Regions from separate parts of the Homo sapiens genome. Here region 2 is linked to region 1. A link is a loop called in an ENCODE intact Hi-C map of the cell type or tissue named here. Cell type or tissue: heart left ventricle. All regions are shown on one strand. Each heading gives the region's core, and the rest is flanking DNA. Links, peaks and the distances in the headings are about the cores only.

Evidence for each region. A loop is a pair of places that touch in the nucleus more often than their neighbours do. Peaks named below come from ENCODE experiments on the same cell type or tissue, not always from the same donor. Only the 100,000 strongest peaks of a DNase experiment are listed, where the experiment ranks them.
Region 2: a loop joins it to region 1, with 2.8 times the contacts of the local background. A loop is called at or near these places in 3 of 110 quality-filtered maps.

The regions. Positions count from the first base shown.
Region 1 is chr3:171,641,827-171,651,529 of GRCh38, forward strand. PLD1 (phospholipase D1) reads right to left here. Exons shown (of 27, transcript NM_002662.5): 22 at 3,084-3,197; 23 at 1,014-1,063. Among named protein-coding and RNA genes, the nearest start is that of PLD1, 160 kb to the right of the region's middle. In heart left ventricle, for the core only: a CTCF peak has its summit at 4,715; no DNase peak of the experiment used is centred there; H3K27ac peaks cover 5,833 bases.
Region 2 is chr3:172,140,255-172,149,957 of GRCh38, forward strand. The region is part of intron 3 of FNDC3B (fibronectin type III domain containing 3B); the gene reads left to right. Among named protein-coding and RNA genes, the nearest start is that of FNDC3B, 110 kb to the left of the region's middle. RefSeq lists enhancers at 261-1,084, 2,273-2,322. In heart left ventricle, for the core only: no CTCF peak of the experiment used is centred there; no DNase peak of the experiment used is centred there; H3K27ac peaks cover 2,333 bases.

The sequences.
Region 1 (9,703 bases), core at 678-8,677:
TATAAACGTCAGTTTGATGAATTTGCTCCAGGGGCTCAGAGGGTTTCCACCAACCTCTTCTTGCCTTCTGGATAAAACCTAGCCTTCTTAGTGTGGCTGTCCACGTTTTCACAATCTGGACCCAACTTGAACTAGAAGTCATACAACTTGGGTTCTGATTCCAGCTTAGTTTGTAATGATACACAAAGATATAGAGCAAAGATATAGAGCACAGAGATATAGAGCAATATTGAGTGCCCACTATATGCTGAACCCATAGTTCAGGGAGCTATAGATAGGTAAACCCCTAGTTACAATATATTGTAGCCAAGAACTAGGTAGAAGAATCAATTAAGAACACATCTGAGGCTGCACATGGTGGCTCACACTTGTAATCCCAGCACTTTGGGAGGCTGTGGCGGGTGGATCACCTGAGGTCAGGAGTTCTAGACAGGCCTGGCCAACACGGTGAAACCTCGTCTCTACTAAAAATACAAAAAAATTAGTTGGGCATGGTGGCGCACACCTGTAATCCCAGCTACTCGGGAGGCTGAGGCAAAAGAACTGCTTGAACCCAGGAGGCGGAGGTTGCAGTGAGCTGGGACCACACCATTGCACTCCAGCCTGGGCAACAAGAATGAAACCCAGTCTCAAAAAAAAAAAAAAAAAAAAAAAAGACGTCTGCGAAAGTGTCTTTGAAAAGTATAAAAAATTGTATCCAGTAGATAAAGAAGAACAAACAACTATAATACCTCATAAAGATGATTGTTATTATTAAAACAACTATATATAAATAAAAATAAATAGAAATTACAAAGATGCTCGGTTTTTATTACCTATTTAGTCTTGGTGTCTTCATTTGAATAATGGTTTGGGCAACTTAATGAGAATAAATACTTTATTACAGGTGAACATTTTGTGGGGTACCTTTTATAAACAGAGTTCTATAATCACACTGTGAAAACATTAATGATTACTGATACCTCACCTTCATAATAAAAAACAATGATATGAGAAAAAAAGCAGTTACTTACGCTCTGCTTTTAACTGTCCAAGGATGGAATTTTCTCCTCTGCACATGGTTCTGAAAATATGTAAAGGAGAAAATAATTACAGAGGTTTCAAAACAACCAATCCCATGCAGTATCTGTAGGTTTAATCCTAACACAAGTAAAAACAGAACAAGTGCTTCTATGAGAAGATGCTACATATATATCTAAATGCTAAAAACAGTTACATGAATATCACTTTTGTAATGCTACTAATAGGGACATGATAGTTGTTTTGAGGTAGGTAAATGGAAAAGTTATAAAATTCGTGTTAGATTTCAGAAAGAGAGGCTATTAAAAAAAGAAGGGTCATGAATGAACTTTCCCTCTTACAAAACTGGGTAACAGCAAAGATAAATTTAGAATGCATCAGTAGATAAGAATACTTAGAGAATCACATTGCTCTCAGAGGTGAAAAGGGCAAGCACTTAGCAGAATAATTTACAAATTAAACTATTAGAATGGACTGTCTTTAAATTCAGCAAAACCACTAAAAACGAAAAATATAGTCTCAAATAAAGGACTCTGCTAATGATTTTGTTTCTTAAGACTCTGATAATCACTGATGAATTATAAAATCTGACAAAACCAAAAATTCTATGCTTCATCTGCTTGCTCTATGAGAGTAATAAAGAGTATACTTATGCCTGAGAAATGCTATTATTAAAGATGATGCCAGCAAATAGAGATGTTTTTGCATAATAAAAGGTTATAGTTTTTGTTTCTGAACAAAAGCCAAATGTGTTATTTCATTCAGCTGGTTCGAAGGCAAGAAAATAGTCATAGAAAACAATTACAATTAACAATATTACAAAAATAATATTAGAATGGCGAATGAAATTGATAAAATTCAATTAAACATTATGTCAGAGCCTTAAATACTTGAAAAGCTTTATCATTTTATAAATCAGATAATATTAGAAATGTGCAAATCTTCAGTCCAAGTATATAGGCCAAAGCACAGTTAAAGCTCTCTTGTACTGTAACTAGGCAGAAGCACCCTGGAGGAAACAAACAAACAAAAATCTTTCCTTGAAATCCTGGCAGATAAACAGATACAAGCTTGAAACATCAGTAAGAAAAAAGAGGATTAAAAAAAAATTTCCACTACAATGGTGCACTCGAACTGTGCACAGATCCTCCAGCAGGAGCATCTGGCGAGGGGGCCCAAGCAGGAGGGCATCTAAGTCTCCACCCCCGATTTGACCAAGGCCCTGACCCCTAATCTGCTTTACTTACCAAAGGTTCTATGTAAAGTATCATTCGTCCTCTCCCACCTTTCAGAAGGGTTTGATTAGAAAGGTGAGAAACTACAGGTGGTTCAGAAAAATAAGAGATTTTGGTTAAGTGACCCTGAGAGAAGGTCAGAGGTGCATTTCCATCCCCATCTATGCAGGCTTTCTAGCCTGTGCTCCCCCAACCCACCAGCTAGCACTTTCCAGCCCTTTTCACAATGCTCCACTGGCCAAATCTGAAGCCTCAAGAGGAACCCAAGTGTGCCCTTTTAAATAAATATAAAAACTCAGCTTTTAAAAATATCAAGCACAAAACTTTCCCTAAAATTTTAACAAAGATGTGGTAGAGAAAACAAAATTCCGGGAATTTATTTACTAACAGAGGCTATCATTATCAACCTTGTTGAAGGACTTGCTACCTAAAGAATCATAACCAAACACAAGCAAATCTTACCATTTCAGGCATTTAATTTTTTCTCTATTTACTGCAAAGTACATGTAAAGCTCAATAGCTATTTACCCACTTAAAGATAAGTTTTAATCAACATTATACATATATAGAAATAGACAGTAACTATACAAGAAGGACTAATATTTTAGTTCTTTTATGTTTGCCATGTGTCTTAGGCCAATCATTTATCATTGTAGGCTCCATTTGAATTTTATCAACTAGCAAACGGGCCAAGATTTGAAAGTAAAATAAAGTGTTCATTTGTTCCCCACTCCACCGAATGGATGTGGAGAAACACTGCCATTCCCTTCATCAGCTTACATGATGCATGACCGAAAGCTCAAAATAGACCATTTAGAGTTTTGGCACCTGTAGTTGAAGTGCATGATTGCCTGTAGAGCATTTCCTCCGCCGGTTGAAATGTCTCCTTCGAACCCTGGCAGAAGTGGTATCACGACATATACCCGGTATTTCTGGTTTTCCCTGCAAAGGTCAGATGCAGAGAAATTCACCCAAAAAATAAAAGGTAGTATCAATTTTAGATGACAGCCAAGCAGTTCACATGGTTTTTGAGATTGAGTGAATGGCTTCCTACAACACGTTCTGTCACATTTCAGGACTTGGGAGGGTGTGCTGTTGGACTGGAAGACAGAAGCTGTCATCCAGGCTATCGCTTCATAGCCTGAATAACAAGCTAAACTTGGCAGTAAAGTAGAAATTGTACCCATTGTCTCTCTACAGCATAATCGCTTGTAGGACAAAATGCAGTGTAAGAAATCCTTGCTTGGATCCCATGGAAAGAGGCGGGTAGGGGAGGCTATAACAAAGTTTTGGAAAAAGAACTTAATAGTTAACACAGTACCTAGCTAGAGCCGTGGAAATAGTAGACATTCAGTTAATAATTGTTGAGTAAATCAGTTCTCATAGCCTAGATCGCAGGGGCAAAAAGACACACTGGACCCATTACATTTTCCAAAACAGAAGTCATCATTATCTACTTAGAAACTCTGAGTTTTCAGCTGTAAAATGTTACCCTAGGCCCTTTAAGAATTCTGAGTGGCCGGCCGGGCGTGGTGGCTCATGTCTGTAATCCCAGCACTTTGGGAGTCCGTGGCAGGTGGACCACGAGGTCAAGAAATTGAGACCATCCTGGCTAACACGGTGAAACCCCGTCTCTACTAAATATACAAAAAATTAGCCGGGCGTGGTGGCGGGCGCCTGTAGTCCCAGCTACTCGGGAGGCTGAGGCAGGAGAATGGCGTGAACCCGGGTGGCGGAGCTTGCAGTCAGCAGAGATCGCGCTACTGCACTCCAGCCTGGGTGACAGAGCGAGACTCCATCTCAAAAAAAAAAAAAAAAAAAAAAAGAATTCTGAGTGGCCAGTATGTATATTTAAGTCCCCTGCACATACAACACAATATTTCATGTCCCATTCTCTCAAGTGATTAATGACAACCTTTGAAAGAAAATGAATTCTACTCAATGATATAACAATAGAAGAAGAAAGTGTAGCTTTCTCTCTTTGACGGGCATTCAGAAAATCAGAAATTTGAAGTATGCTCCAAATAGGTACCATTTATTCAGAATCAAAAGCTATTAACGTTCTTGTCTCTATTTATAGGATATACAGGGAGAAGAAAAAGCCTCGAAAGGAATGTGACATACACTGTGATCAATGAATCTCGCTGGGATATCCGGGAGGACTATATTCACACAAAGGTGTTGTCATTGGTTAATTTTCAAGTCCGATCCTACTTAAACTTCTCATTTCTAAAGTGCATTTTCTTCTAAACAACTAAATTTTTCTTTCATGTGAATATTATCAGTACTCTTTGGGGGATCAGATTTTATTACTGATGTCTCTAAAGTCGATGTCAGGGCAAGTGGAAAGAGAAGTTCAGGGCAGAAATGACTACCAACAATGAAATTTGGAGGCCTGTGAGTTTGGCTGCCATGCTAAGAAACAAGGATCTTGAGTAGGTTGTTGTAATGGCATGGATTATTCACTAGATGGCAAACATAGTTTGAGTTGGAAAGAAGACATTAAAAAATGTAAACTGTTCAAGTTTGCTGCTTGGTAAGAATAAAAGGCTCACATCCCTAAATGGTGAGCAGGATAGCGAAAAAGAACAGACAAAAAAAAAAAAAAAGAAAAGAAAACCTAAGCTATTAAGCTATTTCCCCACAGCCAACATTTAAAAGTCAAAAAATTAAACTGGACAGTTAAAAATGGATGTCATTTGGCCTCAACTGCCTTTTCAGAATTCAGGATTATACTGCCTTACAGTATAATCCTCCCATCACCACAGCCCAGTGACAGGAGACTACCACCCTTTGTTCAGAGGTACACCTTCCTACTAATAAAGCTTGGCTCATCAGCCTTCTGGGCCTCCAGTGAATCCCACTTCTTCTAGGTCACCTTATTGGCTATTTCCTCTGCCAAGCCACTTGGCTCTTCCAGTCAGAGTTGTTTTATTCTTGCCTCGGCACTCATAGCACATGGCCAGGATGTCTGTTCTGCACTCTTTCTGCTTTACACGATAGTGATACACACATCTGCTCTCTAGGCTATGTGATAAGCTCCTTTGAAACACAGGATGCCTGCCCACATATCTTTCTGGTTTTGGTAGTACCCAATCAAAGACCCTTGCACATGCTATGCACTCGGTATTATTTGCTTTAGGAGGATGGGATCAGGTTGGAAAAATGTTTCTGGGGAAGTTTCTGGTAGAGAAGAGGTTAAGCTGAACAGGAATTTTTTCCTTTAAATTAAATTACATTTTGTTTGTAAAGTGTATATAATATATTACATACATTTTTTTCTTTAAATAAAATTATATTTTATGTCTTTAAATTAAATTACATTTTATTGTGGTAAAATACATGTAATATAAAATTTGCCATTTTACCCTTTTTTTTTTATTTTGAGATAGAGTTTCGCTCTTGTTGCCCAGGCTGGAGTGCAATGGTGCGATCTCGGCTCACTGCAACCTCCGCCTCCCAGGTTCAAGCAATTCTCCTGCCTCAGCCTCTTGAGTAGCTGGGATTACAGGTGTGCACCACCACGCCCAGGTAATTTTGTACTTTTAGTAGAGACGGGGTTTCTCCATGTTGGTCAGGCTGGTCTCGAACTCCTGACCTCAGGTGATCCGCCTCGGCCTCCCAAAGTGCTGGGCTTACAGGAGTGAGCCACCGCGCCCAGCCCCCATTTTTAAGTGTACAGTTCAGTGGCATCAATTACATATACAATGTTGTACAACTATCATAATGATCTATTCCCAAACCTTTTCAACATCCCAGACAGAAACTCGGTGACTATCCAGTCATAACTACCCTGTTTTTCCCTGCCTGCACCCCTTGGAAACCTCTAATCTGCTTGTCTCTATGAATCTGCTGGTTCTGGATTTTGCATATAATTAGAATCATACAATACTTGTCCTTTATGTCTGACTTGTTTCGCTTAGCATAACATCTTCAAGGTTCACCCATGTTGTAGCATGCGTCAGAATTCCCTCCTTTTTAAGACTGAATAATATTCCATGGTATGTACATATCACATTCATCTGTTAATGGACACTTATGTTGTTTCCACCTTTTGGCTATTGTGAATAATACTGCTATAATACTAGCATACAGTATCTGTGAGTCCCTGTTTTCAGTTCTTTGGGGTTTATATTCAGGAATGGAACTGCTGGGTCATGTGGTCATTCTATGTTTAGCATTTTGAGGAACTACCAAACAGGTTACTTTCAAATGAGTAACATATGCTCATAGTACAAAATGTAAGAGGTAGATGATTATACAGTGAAAAAAAATCTCTCTCACTCCTTCATCCTGAGGGCAACTCCTGTTAACAGTTTCCTCCATGTTCTTTTAGAAATAGTGTAAGAATTTATAAGAATATATGTATTTTTTCCTTCTACACAAATATTAGAATACTATAAACACTTTTCTGAACATGATTTTTATCATTTAACAGGGTATCTTGGAAATCCTTCCACATAAGAACATAGTTACTTTTTTTTTTTTTTTGAGACCCAGTCTCGCTCTGTCGCCTAGGCTGGAGTGCCGTGGTGCGATCTCGGCTCACTGCAAGCTCCACCTCCCAGGTTCATGCCATTCTCCTGCCTCAGCTTCCCGAGTAGCTGGCGCTACAATCGTCTGCCACCACGCCCGGCTAATTTTTTGTATTTTTAGCAGAGACGGGGTTTCACCGTGTTAGCCAGGATGGTCTCGATATCCTGACCTCGTGATCCACCCGCCTCGGCCTCCCAAAGTGCTGGTATTACAGGCGTGAGCCACCGCACCTGGCCAGAACATAGTTACTTTTTAAGAACAGGGAGGTAATATTCTACCATGCATCTATACTTTAATATTTAAACCAGTTCTTTACTGATAGGCATTTAAATTGCTTCTAATTTTTTTTCTATTTCAAAGTAACTATTTTGATATTTACGCTGACTAACAAAAGTAATTTTTCACATTTGTTGGAAAAATCTTACAAGTGGTATTGCTGGTCTTTGACACAAATGTTTGTGATGATGTTTGTAAGAGACAGTTCTATTTTATCTTTTTTTTTAAGCAAAAATGATTTTACAAGGGAGATCTCATATGTATGATATTGAGAAATGTCCTATAAAAATATTATAAAACATTCTTGCAAATTTTAGTTTGTAGGAATCAGAATATTCACATTTTCTTGTTTTTAGGACTCTCTTAGCTCCATAACAAGCCCTTTGCTATTTTACAATATGGTAGCTCATAAATTTCCTGAATGATGAAAATTTTAAACTGCGTTCAGCAAACTAGTGGAAACTATTTAGATTTTCACTGCTGTAGAAAAAAGGGCTCTGGAATTTCAAACGCAAAATTGTGGTTGAATGTAAGCCAAAGCACAGAAGATTCCATGGGACACTGTGTCCAATCTGCCTCCTTGATCCAATCCACAGAGGACAAGAGTTCCAGCTGCTGAGGAATCCAACGTCCTTCGGAAATACTGAATCCTCACAACATGGGGGTTGTGGAAATGATAGCATTCAGCTTAGGGTAAGAATCTGAGCCCCTAGTGTATAAAATATTTATGATCTTAAAAGCAATCTTGCTTTTGGGGCTAGTGGGCACTAAGCCCCGGATAACTACCCATCATGCCAGCAATCACTTCATCCACATTAGTTCAAAGCAATTTCTACCAAACAGCATTCTCAGGCTTCTTGTTAAAAGTTTTTCTTCAAAATTCACTAACTCTTATGGCAGTGCTACGTATAATAGCTAAAAATTGGAAATAAATGTCCAATAATAAAGGAATGGTTAAATTATGTTGAGCCAGTCAATGGAATGATCACCTTGTAGCCACTAAAAATGACCGCTATGAAGGCTCAGTAGCACAATACTTCTGGTACTGTGTTAAAATGGCCCCAATGCAATGTTATAAGAGAATAAAAATGTGGCAGGCCAATGCTATAAAACATTAAATCATTTTTCCCTTTAAATGTGTTAACTTCCCCCACTCTGTGACCGGAGAAACGAAGCAGGCATTGCTCCCGGGGTGGCACTCTCACAAGGGAAGCAGGACACAAAAACATCAACTTCTTTTAGATTTGGGGAACTGGAGAGATTCTCTAAGCTGAGGCAGGAGTGTAGAGAAATAAGAGCAAGACTCAGGGCAAGGAATCAGTCCTTTGGCCTCAAGCTGAGTTCGGGGAAAAACAGGATAGACCCCACTCTCTTTTCAATGTGAGGATATGAGAGCCAGGAGGATCTGTGCCTTGCTTTCAGGTGAACTCCAGAGAAATGTGGAGCATGTCGTTCAGCAGCTATGCGATGTGGCAGGAGCAGAGGAGAAGTGGTAGAGAGGCAGGCCTGAAAGGTGAAGGCTGACGTCCCCAAGCTACGTTAAGCAGATGCCAGAACAGGCCGGAGGGAGATCAACATCAGTGTCTGGAAGCCCCTTTCCAAAGATCCAGGGCCCCATAGCATTAAGATCAAGGACGGGATGTGGAGGGAGAGGAGGCAGGAGTAGAACCCTGATGCTGAATATAGAAGGGAAATAATGAGAAATCACTGAATTTGGCCACATTTATCAGGAAGTGCCAAAACTAAAACTAAAACCCCTCCTATTGTGTGGAAATGCGCTTGAGCTAGAAATTCAGATGAACTCTAGGAAAAGAAAATAAATTACAATTCAACAGAAAATAGTAGTGTGTGTGTATTAGCCAGGCGTGGTGGCGGGCGCCTGTAGTCCCAGCTACTCGGGAGGCTGAGGCAGGAGAATGGCGTGAACCCGGGAGGCGGAGCTTGGCAGTGAGCCAAAATCGCGGCACTGCACTCCAGCAGCCCGGGCGACAGAGCGAGAATCCGTCTCAAAAAAAAAAAAATTAATTTTAAAATTTTTGTGATTGCTATAAAGCTGTTTGTACCTTTAAAAGCAGAGTACGAATGTACCATGTAGATGGGTCACAGCAGTGATGTACCTCTACTTTCCTTTTCTTGTTTTTCTCTGCTGCATAAGCCCCTCCTCCTTCACCCACAGTCCCTCCTCAGCATGAAGGACAGTTAGGAGAAGCTTGATCTGCTCACAACTGGGTCTCAGGGTCTGGCAAGAAGGCCCCGAGGAAGCTTGATATGCTTCGCTAGTGACAAGACACTTTATTTTTTTGAGAATTTGAGATTTATAGTTTGTATTTCATTACTGTAAACTTCAAGAGCTGCTATAAATCGTCTCGTTGTAGATTTTGCAGCAGTGAATACTGTCAGAAATAGGAAGAATTGTGGTTAGGGCTTAGGGTGTGTGTGTGTGTGTGTGTGTGTGTAAAGAGAATTTTATACTATGGTGGTATCAATTATGTTGGAATTGGATCTGTAGCTTCTTGGTCGTTTGGGACATAACCCCTTTTATTTTGTGCTTGGCAAATCCTTTAAAAGGAGAAGATCCTTCTGGGCTTCAGTTTCCTCATCTGCACATGAAAGAACTGGCTAAAATCATGACTAGT
Region 2 (9,703 bases), core at 469-8,468, 500 kb after region 1:
CAAGACCAATCAGTCTTTTACCTGTGTGTGTCTGTACTACAAATATATATTTACGTGTGTGTATATATATTTGCTTCATTAGACGATTTTTCCATTTTCCATGATTGGATTTACATGAAATTTGGAGAAAGATTGAAGAAAAATTACTTTCAGCTTTGTGGAGTACTCTTGATCTCTGAAATGTTTGGGGGCTCTATTTTGCACATGACAGTTAGCAATTCCTCTCAACATGGACTGATGCACAGCTATTTGTTACAAGTAGACATTCCATACGCTGACCTGAGAAACCCTTTTACAGACAGCAGCTTGCTGCTGAGTAACTGGAAGTTTACCAGCAGGTGGTTTCCACCAGGGCCGGAAAATACTGACGGGCCCAGAGCAGAAAGTCCAGGTTATGGAAGGAATGAGAGCAAAGGCTGTGATTGTACGTGCAACTGTCATCTTGCTGGGATTGTGTAATGTCATGAGGCTGGGTTACGTCAATACCAAACTATGTTGCTTTCCTAGGAGGTTTTAAGTCCCTCTCAAGGGAGGTACTCAGGGTATATGCTGCTTCCTGCCTTTCTCCTTCTTCCTGTCTCAGTTATCTTGATTTTTATGTTTATTCTTATATTTACATAAGAACGGAATGTTAAACCCTTAGATAAAACTGTCACCCAATGTTGTGTCATCAGACTTAAGATGAATTGGTGTTGAGTTCTCAGAGTACAGCTCTGTAGTGTGAATCCCTGGTCATTTCGTAGCTAATGCTTAACCTGTTAGCCCCAATTTCCTCTCTTAAAATGGGAACAATGATAGTACCTATCTGATAGGATTGTGAGGATAATCCATTGTAAGTGTCATTATTCTTATCATCATTATCTAGTTGTATACACAGCTTTACTGATTTTTCCCCCCCCTAAATAGATGGCATGATTGTGGGCAATGACTTCATTTTCCTACTTGTAGAAATCAGTTGAAATTCTAGTCTCCCTTTCATTGCTTATTTATGATAGACTTGCTTTCATAGGGTTGCTGGTGATGGCACCAGTTCAAACATTTTAGATGAAGGTTTATAAGAATGTGTATACTGTTCAGATATGGGGTTATAGCTAAAACAATGGGTCCAGTGTTCCATGAATTTAAAGTAAATTTTGTTGTAGATTTTTAGTTGTTGGTTTTCTTTTGAATAACAGCCGTTCACTCTTGCACCACGCCTGAGCAGCTATATTCAGAGAAGGCTGTATCCTCTTATTTTATCCAACAAAGCAGTTTTTCTAATGTGCCTCCTTTTACATTTTCATTGAATTCCATACTTCTGGCTGGGCATAGTGGCTCACGCCTGTAATCCCGACACTTTGGGAGGCCAAGGTGGGGCAGATCACCTGAGGTCAGGAGTTTAAGTCCAGCCTGGCCAACATGGTGAAACCCCATCTCTATTTCCCCCTAAATACCAAAATACAAAAATTAGCTGGGCTTGGTGGTTGGCACCTGTAATCCCAGCTACTCAGGAGGCTTGAGACAGGAGGATCACTTGAACCTGGGAGATGGAGGTTGCAGTGAGCTGAGATCGTGCCATTGCACTCCAGCCTGGGAGACAGAGTGAGACTGCGTCTCAAAAAAAAAAAACTTGTTTCCATACTTGTTAAAATTTTTATTTAGTGCATTCTGTTTCTTAGGCAGTACCAAGAAGCAGTCAGGGCTATATATTGGGAAGATCATTATAGATTTTGGAGTGAGATTGCCTGGCTCAAAAATCCCCTGCACATTAGATGTATATTGTAAAATTAGTTCCTTAACTTCTCTACACCTCAGTTTCCTTATCTGTAGAGCTGGAATAGTAATTTCTCTCTGGAAGGATTGCTGTGATTAAATGAGTTATTGTGTACAGAGCACTAAGAACAATTTCTGAGTCATAGTAGGGGCCCAATAAATAGGAGTGATTACTAAGCTTTCGCTCTTTATTATGGGTGGGCATTGACCCCCCCTTCATTTTTTGTTAGCTAATCATTTTTAAAGCATTTCAGAAAGCCTATGCGAACTGGAGTTATTAGGATTTTTTAGATGTCTTCACGTTTAAATTCTAACACTTCAAAATAACATGTTTAAAAGTTATGCAATCGCAGTTTAACTCCTCAACCCTTCTGCCCTTTAGGCTTGTTAAACAATGATTAAAATGTCATCTCTGAAGGTACCACTGCTTAGAGTTCTTTAAATGTCACAGATCTTTGCATGTCAGATAATTCAGAAAAGCGAGCAGTGTCGCATTACCTCAGTGGTTGGCCACAGGCTATTTCACAGCTTGTAGTCTTTCAGTTCCTGCTTTATTCTTTCTGTATTTTTTACTCTTGTTCTTGCACTTCCAACCTGAAATAGAAAAGTTCATGTTACAAGTGTCTTTAAGGAAGACTGGATTAAGTTCTTCAAGGGCAAGGGTCAAAGCTTAGTCATCTTTGTATCCCAGAGCCTATCCTGCATGCAGGAGGCATTCAGACTGAAGGAAAGTCATTTCCTGATACTTGTCTTAGTCTGTCTGGGCTGCTATAACAAAAATACCAGAGACCGGGTGGCTTATTAACAACGGAAATCTATTTCCTACAGTTCTGGAGGCTGGGAAATCCAAGATCAAGATACTAGCTTCTTTGGTGTTTGAGGAAGGCCTGCTTTCTGGTTCATAGATGGCAGTTTCTCTCTGTGTCCTCACGTGGCTGAAAGGCCTAGGGGTCTTCTTGGGCCTCCTTTATAAGGACACTAATCCCTCATGAATGGGGATTAGTGTCCCTCATGATCCAGTCACCCCTTCTAGTACCACCCCTTCTAATACCATCACCTTTGGGGTTAGAATTTCAATGTATGAATTTGCGCTGGGGTAGGGGACACAAACATTCAGACAGTGATAGTACTGCTGAAGATAAAATGATGGAAAAATTCTCTTAGGTAATTTAGAGAAGTTATTTATTTTTGTTGTTCTGAAAAGGTAGTTAAATTTAGTTATTTTCACTCTTAGTTCCTCAATTTAAGATAATGAATACAGGCATGAGTGTGTTTCCAAAAACAGTAATTCTGAAAAAGTCCAATATATGGATTAGCTTCTCTTACCTGTAAAAATGCATGAGGGAATCATTATATTCATGCTTTTAATAACTTTATTTTGGGGGAGAATAGGATGGGAATACCTTAGAAAATGTTAGGCTATTTAATCCTTAAAGATACATCAACTTTTTCCCAAACTTTGTATTTATTTTTGTGTTATTAACAAATATTTTAGGTTACTCGTTAATTTTATTAATATTTTATGTTTTCTTGCTGTTGGAAATTATAGCGTTTATGTATAGTAATAAATTCTCGGTAAACTCTGTGTCAGACCCAGGAACAAATTATGCTTTAGTAAATGAGGGTTGGGGCGGTGGCTCATGCCTATAATCCCAGCACTTTGGGAGGCCGAGGCGGGCGGATCATGAGGTCAAGAGATTGAGACCATCCTGGCCAACATGGTGAAACCTTGTCTCAACTAAAAATACAAAAATTAGCTGGGCGTGGTGGCACACACCTGTAGTCCCAGCTACTCTGGAGGCTGAGGGAGGAGAATCGCTTGAACCTGGGAGGTGAAGGTTGCAGTGAGCCGAGATCGTGCCACTGCACTCCAGTCTGGTGACAGAGTGAGCCTCCATCTCAAAATAAATAAATAAATAAATAAATAAATAAATAAATAAATAAATAGTAAATGAGGCTCATTCGTGCTTGTCAGTGTTTGCATTGATGTAAAGAAATACTTGAGACTGTGTAGCTTATAAGGAAAAGAGGTTTAATTGGGTCATGGTTCTGCAGGATATATAGGAAGCTTGGTGCTGGGATCTGCTTCTCGTGAGGGCCTCAAAGAACTTACAATTATGACAGAAGACGAAGGGGAGCCAGCGTGTCACATGGCGAGAGGAGGAGTAAGAGAGAGAAGGGAGAGGTCCCAGACTCTTAAACAACCAGATCTCCTGTGCACTGAATGAGAACTCACTCATCACCATGGGGATGGTGCTAGGCCATTCCTGAGGGACCCATCCTCACAATCCAGTCACCTCCCAGCAGGCCCCACCTCCAACGTTGGGAGTCACATCTCAGTGTGAGATTTGGAGGGGACAGAGATCCAAATCATATCATTTACTGAGTTAAATGAAGGTGGCATAATGGTTTTTCTCTACCAGCGGTGTGATTGAAGAGGGCAGGCAGGCGTCGAGCCTGAAGGAGTGCATTCGTGGTGGGATGTGGAAGGAGAAGCAGATATTACAGACATTTAGGAGATAGTCATGACTTGTGACCAGTGAGAACACACTGGATGAATGTTTCCCTAAGGTAGATGAACTACAGTGTCTTAGAAAAATATTTGTCTTGTAACATAATTGAGAGCACTAAACATTTTGTATTCTCTGTCTCTTAATTGGACACACATTAAGAGTAACAAATATGGGTTTAAAAGGCAAACTTTTTTTTTTTTTAAGTGGGTATTTTTTTCCTTTTCCTCAACTTGGGTATTTCCTCTCTGAAGAGGGTTTTCAGTGTCTTGGAAGGTAATTTGCACACTATTTGTGAGGCAAGACTGCTGAGTTAATGGGGAATATGCTTTACTACTTCTTTTTTGGATCCAATCTAAATACGGAGAAAACTGGCCTCAGAATTGCCCACAGAATGGGGGTTTCCTTTATGATTCCTGCTTTTGAGTTCTTTGAATTAGCTTCACATTTCTTGTGTGGTTGGATAGACCCTCCTCCCCCTACCACTTTTTTTTTTTTCTATTTGAAGAGAAAAGATTATTTCCCCCCTAAGTATTCAAGTCTTTTTGTGCCTGAATTAAGGTCGAAGCATTCCATAATTTAAATATAATACCTTTTTGGATGCTTTATATATTGCATTGTGGAGCCAGTTTTAAACACCTGTTTTGTTATCTTTCTAGCTATAGGAGTGTCCACATCTTCACTTTATTTAAAAAGCTCCCGGGTATGTATTAGCAGATTATTATTTCTGTTCCAAATTGATAAGAAGAGGAGGGAGGTGTAGCATCAAGGGAGAAGTCTTTGGGAGTAAAAAAAAGAGTGGAAACTTAAATCAAAATATAAGTCCTTTTCTTGCTCTGTCTTCTAGTGAAAATGTTATTCTGTGTTAGAGAAATGACCAGATGAATTGTGTTTCCTGTTTCGTTTTGCAGTTCTCATTAAAGTGGGTATACGCATACACTTATCTCATGTAAATGTCAAACTGTTTGTTCTTGAAGTGCTGAGTCTTCAACAGTTCTCCTTGGTTGGATTTTGAACATCATTTCAGAATGTCTTATGCTAGATCCAGCAATGTCAGTTTTTGCCTGCTGCACTGTGGTACCTTGTGAATAAAGCAAGTATAAATGGTCCAGATTTATAATGGTTTAAGATTTTTCAACTTTACGATTGTTTCATTGGGACGTAACTCGGTCACAGGTTAAAGAGCATCTGTACTTAGGCAATGCTAGAACTGAGCTTGTGTTCTGTTGAGGAAGAGTAATCTTTGCAGATAGTATAAATTGTCTTTGAGTGTAAACTTGAAATAGGTTTCTTTCTTTTTTTTTTTTTTTTTTTGAGATGGAGTTTCACTCTTGTTGCCCAGGCTGGAGTGCAATGGTGTGATCTCGGCTCACTGCAACCTCCGCCACCCGGGTTTAAGCGATTCTCCTGCCTCAGCCTCCTGAGTAGCTGGGATTACAGGCATGCGCCACCACGCCCCGTTAGTTTTGTACTTTTAGCAGAGAGGAGGTTTCTCCATGTTGGTCAGGCTGATCTTGAGCTCCCATCCTCAGGTGATTTGCCCGCCTCGGCCTCCCAGAGTGCTGGGATTACAGGCGTGAGCCACCGTGCCTGGCGGAAATAGTTTTTTAAAAACATTAATAAAATATATAAAAAAAAGCATGGCACTATCATCCCATGAGTTAGAAATCAAGATCTAGGATTAAATTGGTTAATTTATTCTTAGTTAATAGTCACGACAGTTCTTATTCTGTGAGTCAAGCGCTCACCTGTTGAGTGACATAGTTCTTGAATCATATGCCCAAGGAAAAGGACATGTCTAACATCTCAGAATTTTAAAACTGTGTGTATTAACAGTGGCTTATATCCTTTTGCACATCAGAATTACCTGGGAACTTAAAAAAAAAGTTTAAAAGTTGATATGTAGGCTAGTTGTAGGGAAGTGTCACATTGTCTGAGCCCAGGGGAATTGTCAGATTGTAGGGGAATTGTCAGATTGTAAGGGTTGGGGACTGGGCATGAGTGGTTTTGAAAAGCTCCCGGGCCATTTGAATATGTAGTGAGGTTGAGAAGCTCTGGTTAACGTAACCCTCAGGACAGCTCAAGAAATTCTTGCACTGTGCTTTCCCACGTACATTTCAGTGTACAGGCTGTGTACCTGTGGCTGTTTATCAGGTTCATCTTCTTTAGCAAGTTTGGCAGTTTTGTAAAGTGTCTAAAGATCTTTTATCTTGTATTCTTATACATATTAAGTAAAATCTATGTGGTAGTTGGCTTTACTGAACCTATTAAAATTGCTTTTTAGCTTTGGTTATAAGCTTCTAAGTAATAAACAAGAACCATCAGACAGAAATATGAGTTACTGCTTTCGGCAGAGTACAGATTTACTTTATACTTACTTAGATGTAAACACAATAGTTCACGTATGTTTAACGAAATTCAAAGTTCACCTATGTTTAATGAAATTCAAAGTTGATTGGAACAGGTATGATTATGCAGAGTGGACAGACTTTAAAAAGTGAGATGAGAAGGCCAGGCGTGGTGCCTCACGCCTGTAATCAGCACCGTGGGAGGCCAAGGCAGGGGAATCATTTGAGGTCAGGAGTTTGAGACCAGCCAGGCCAACATAGCAAAACCCTGTCTCTACTGAAAATACAAAAATTAGCCAGGTGTGGTGGTGCATGCCTGTAATCCCAGCTACTCGGGAGGCTTGTGGCAGGAGAATTGCCTAAACCCAGGAGATGGAGGTTGCAGTGAGCTGAGATTGCAACATTGTACTCGAGCCTGGCGACAGAGTGAGACCCTGTCTCCAAACAAAAAAAAAAAAAAAGTGAGGTGAGAAAATAACCATCTTACAACTTGCCACTTTTCAGAAGCTGATAAGCTGCTGTGAGCCCTGTTTTCGCATGCCTTTATGAAATGATTGGACTGGGACTTTTGCTTCCCTCTTTGTTCCCTTCCTAATCTAGCTCGAATGGTGTAGGTCCCTAGGAATCATTTTGTTGCTTGACTTGGGTGGGTGGTCCCTATAGTATATGAATTCAGTATATGACATCTATGTCAGACCCTAAAGATTATCAACAGGTAGTCTCGGTTCTCAAAATGTAGCATAAACCAGAATCACCTGGAGGGCCTGTTAAAACACAGTTGCTGGTTCTACCCCCAGGGTTTCTGATTCAGGTCTGGGGTGGGTGGGGCCAGAAAATTTGTATTTCTGAGATGTTCAGGGTGTTACTGATGTTCTTGGTTCAGGAGTTCTGAGACTCATGGAGGTGGAGATCGTCGGGGTTGGTGACATTTGTAAGAGAAGGGTATTTACAGAAGTTGTACCCTTAAATTAAAAAGAAGGCTCTCAGAATTAAGTCTGGTCACCCAATGGACAAAAGGGAAAAAAATTCCATCTAGATGCAGAAAAATAAGAAAAATTGACTTAAAAGATTATTATTTATAAGCTCAAAGATAGAATTTTTTTCTTTTTGAAAAATTTTTCCTCCCTTTTCTACAGTTTTAATGAATTGAGGTTTGAACCCGGGACTCTAATTTTCAAAGGATTTGTTTGTAGTCTTTCAGTTTCCATCTCCTAATTCAGTTGCTAATTTTATTAAGTTCCTAATTTTATTAGGAACTTGTTTTTCTTCACTGTGCCTCAGTTTCCCCATAATAAGAATAAATATGATTGCCAGAGATATCGTTAGGTTATTTTAAAGTCTAATGAATAATATTATGTAGTATTTGGAGATCATCAAGTTAGGAAACTTATAAAAAATATGAAAAATATTCTAAACATCTAAATAAGGGATGTACTTATTCAAGCAATAAGTACATCCCTTTTTCCCAGTCAACTGGGCCACGGTAAAAGAAGCAGCCAATGTGGAGGGTAAAAAAAATAGTGGGCCAATATGGAAGTTGGCTTCATTTTGTAAAGTACTATACAAAAATGGGAAAATTTTAAAGCATGAAACTGGTGAGAAAGGAAGTGACTCAGAATTCAAAATAGATAGGACTCCACACCAGTAATGATCTGGAACTGAGGAACATTGCCTACAGAAGAGAGAAGCCATGAGAGACAGTTGAGGTGAGTGAATTGGCTCCATAGTAACATGGAAAATGGAATTACACATTTCTTTTTTTTCTCACGTGGACAGAGACTATTGTAGCAATTTAGAACTTCGGGCCCTGTTTAAAAAAATCTATTTCAAGCGTCAAATTATTGATTGCCAGACTGAGTATTATTAGTAATTACAGTTACAGCACTGAGGAGTTTTCTCATAGTGTCTGAGTTCTGCTCCTGTTCAGTGGTTGAGTTCATTGATCATTTTTCTACTCCTCATTGCACCTGTCATGCTGGTATCAGCAATTAACATTCCTCAGAAGCGAATAGAATGCCAGGCTCCATCTCAGATGTAACTCAAGAACAACAGGTGCATTCTACCTATTCTTGGCTATAGACAGAGTAGTTAGAAGGCAAGTAATTAACCATAGAGCAGACTTTGAAGAAAATGAGATTCTTTAGAATTTGAGACAAAGTGCTGAAAAGTAGCTCTGGATAATGTATTTAGGAGACATAGGAAATGGCTCAACAGGAAGGGTGAAATAGCCTTACCAGTCTGGCCTCTTTAAATTTGTTTCAAGCCTGTTTCCCTTCACTGATACAAATCTTACTAACTCTGCACCTTCCACAGACCCTTTGTTATGTGCAGCTGTTTTTGTTTGTTTTTATGAAATTCACTTGAAAAGTCATTGGACTTGAATTTATACAGTAAAAAATCAATTAACTAGATTCTTAAATTTTCTCTTCCACTTTAAATGAAGACACCTAACGGTTTGAAACCTTCTGGCTCTGAGAAGAGGAAGAGGGTCCCCAGATACAGGTTTCAATTCCTTACCATTTAGTCTGGTTCCATTGATCAGGGGTTCAGTTTTCTCACCTTAAAATAAGAGGATTAGAACAGATAATTTCTAAAATTATTTTTACCACCCCTTTTCTCTTTTCTTTCTTTAATTCCTGTGGCGTTCTCTGCAGTTTATATGTCCCTAATTTTTATGAAAATACTTAAAGCTTTACTTAAATAGGTTCAAGTGTGGGCAGATTTCAAGAGCTTAATTATCTAGGATTTTCTACTTGAAAGTGAGATTTTAAATTATCATTGAGACCTTACTTTAGGTCCTACATAAATTTCTCTAAAATTTTATAAGCATATGTTACTCTTGACTAGTAACAACAGGAAAGAAAATTAATCCAGTGTGATTTCTCTTGTTTTAATAATTGCTACTTTAAAAAAGCTTGTGTATACCTTTTGTATGTTGGGTGTTTTTTTTTTTTTTTTTTTTTTTTTTTTTTGAGACAGAGTCTTGCTCTGTCACCCAGGCTGGAGTACAGTGGCATGATCTCAGCTCACTGCAACCTCCGCTTCCCAGGTTCAAGCGATTCTCGAGCCTCAGCCTCTCGAGTAGCTGGGACT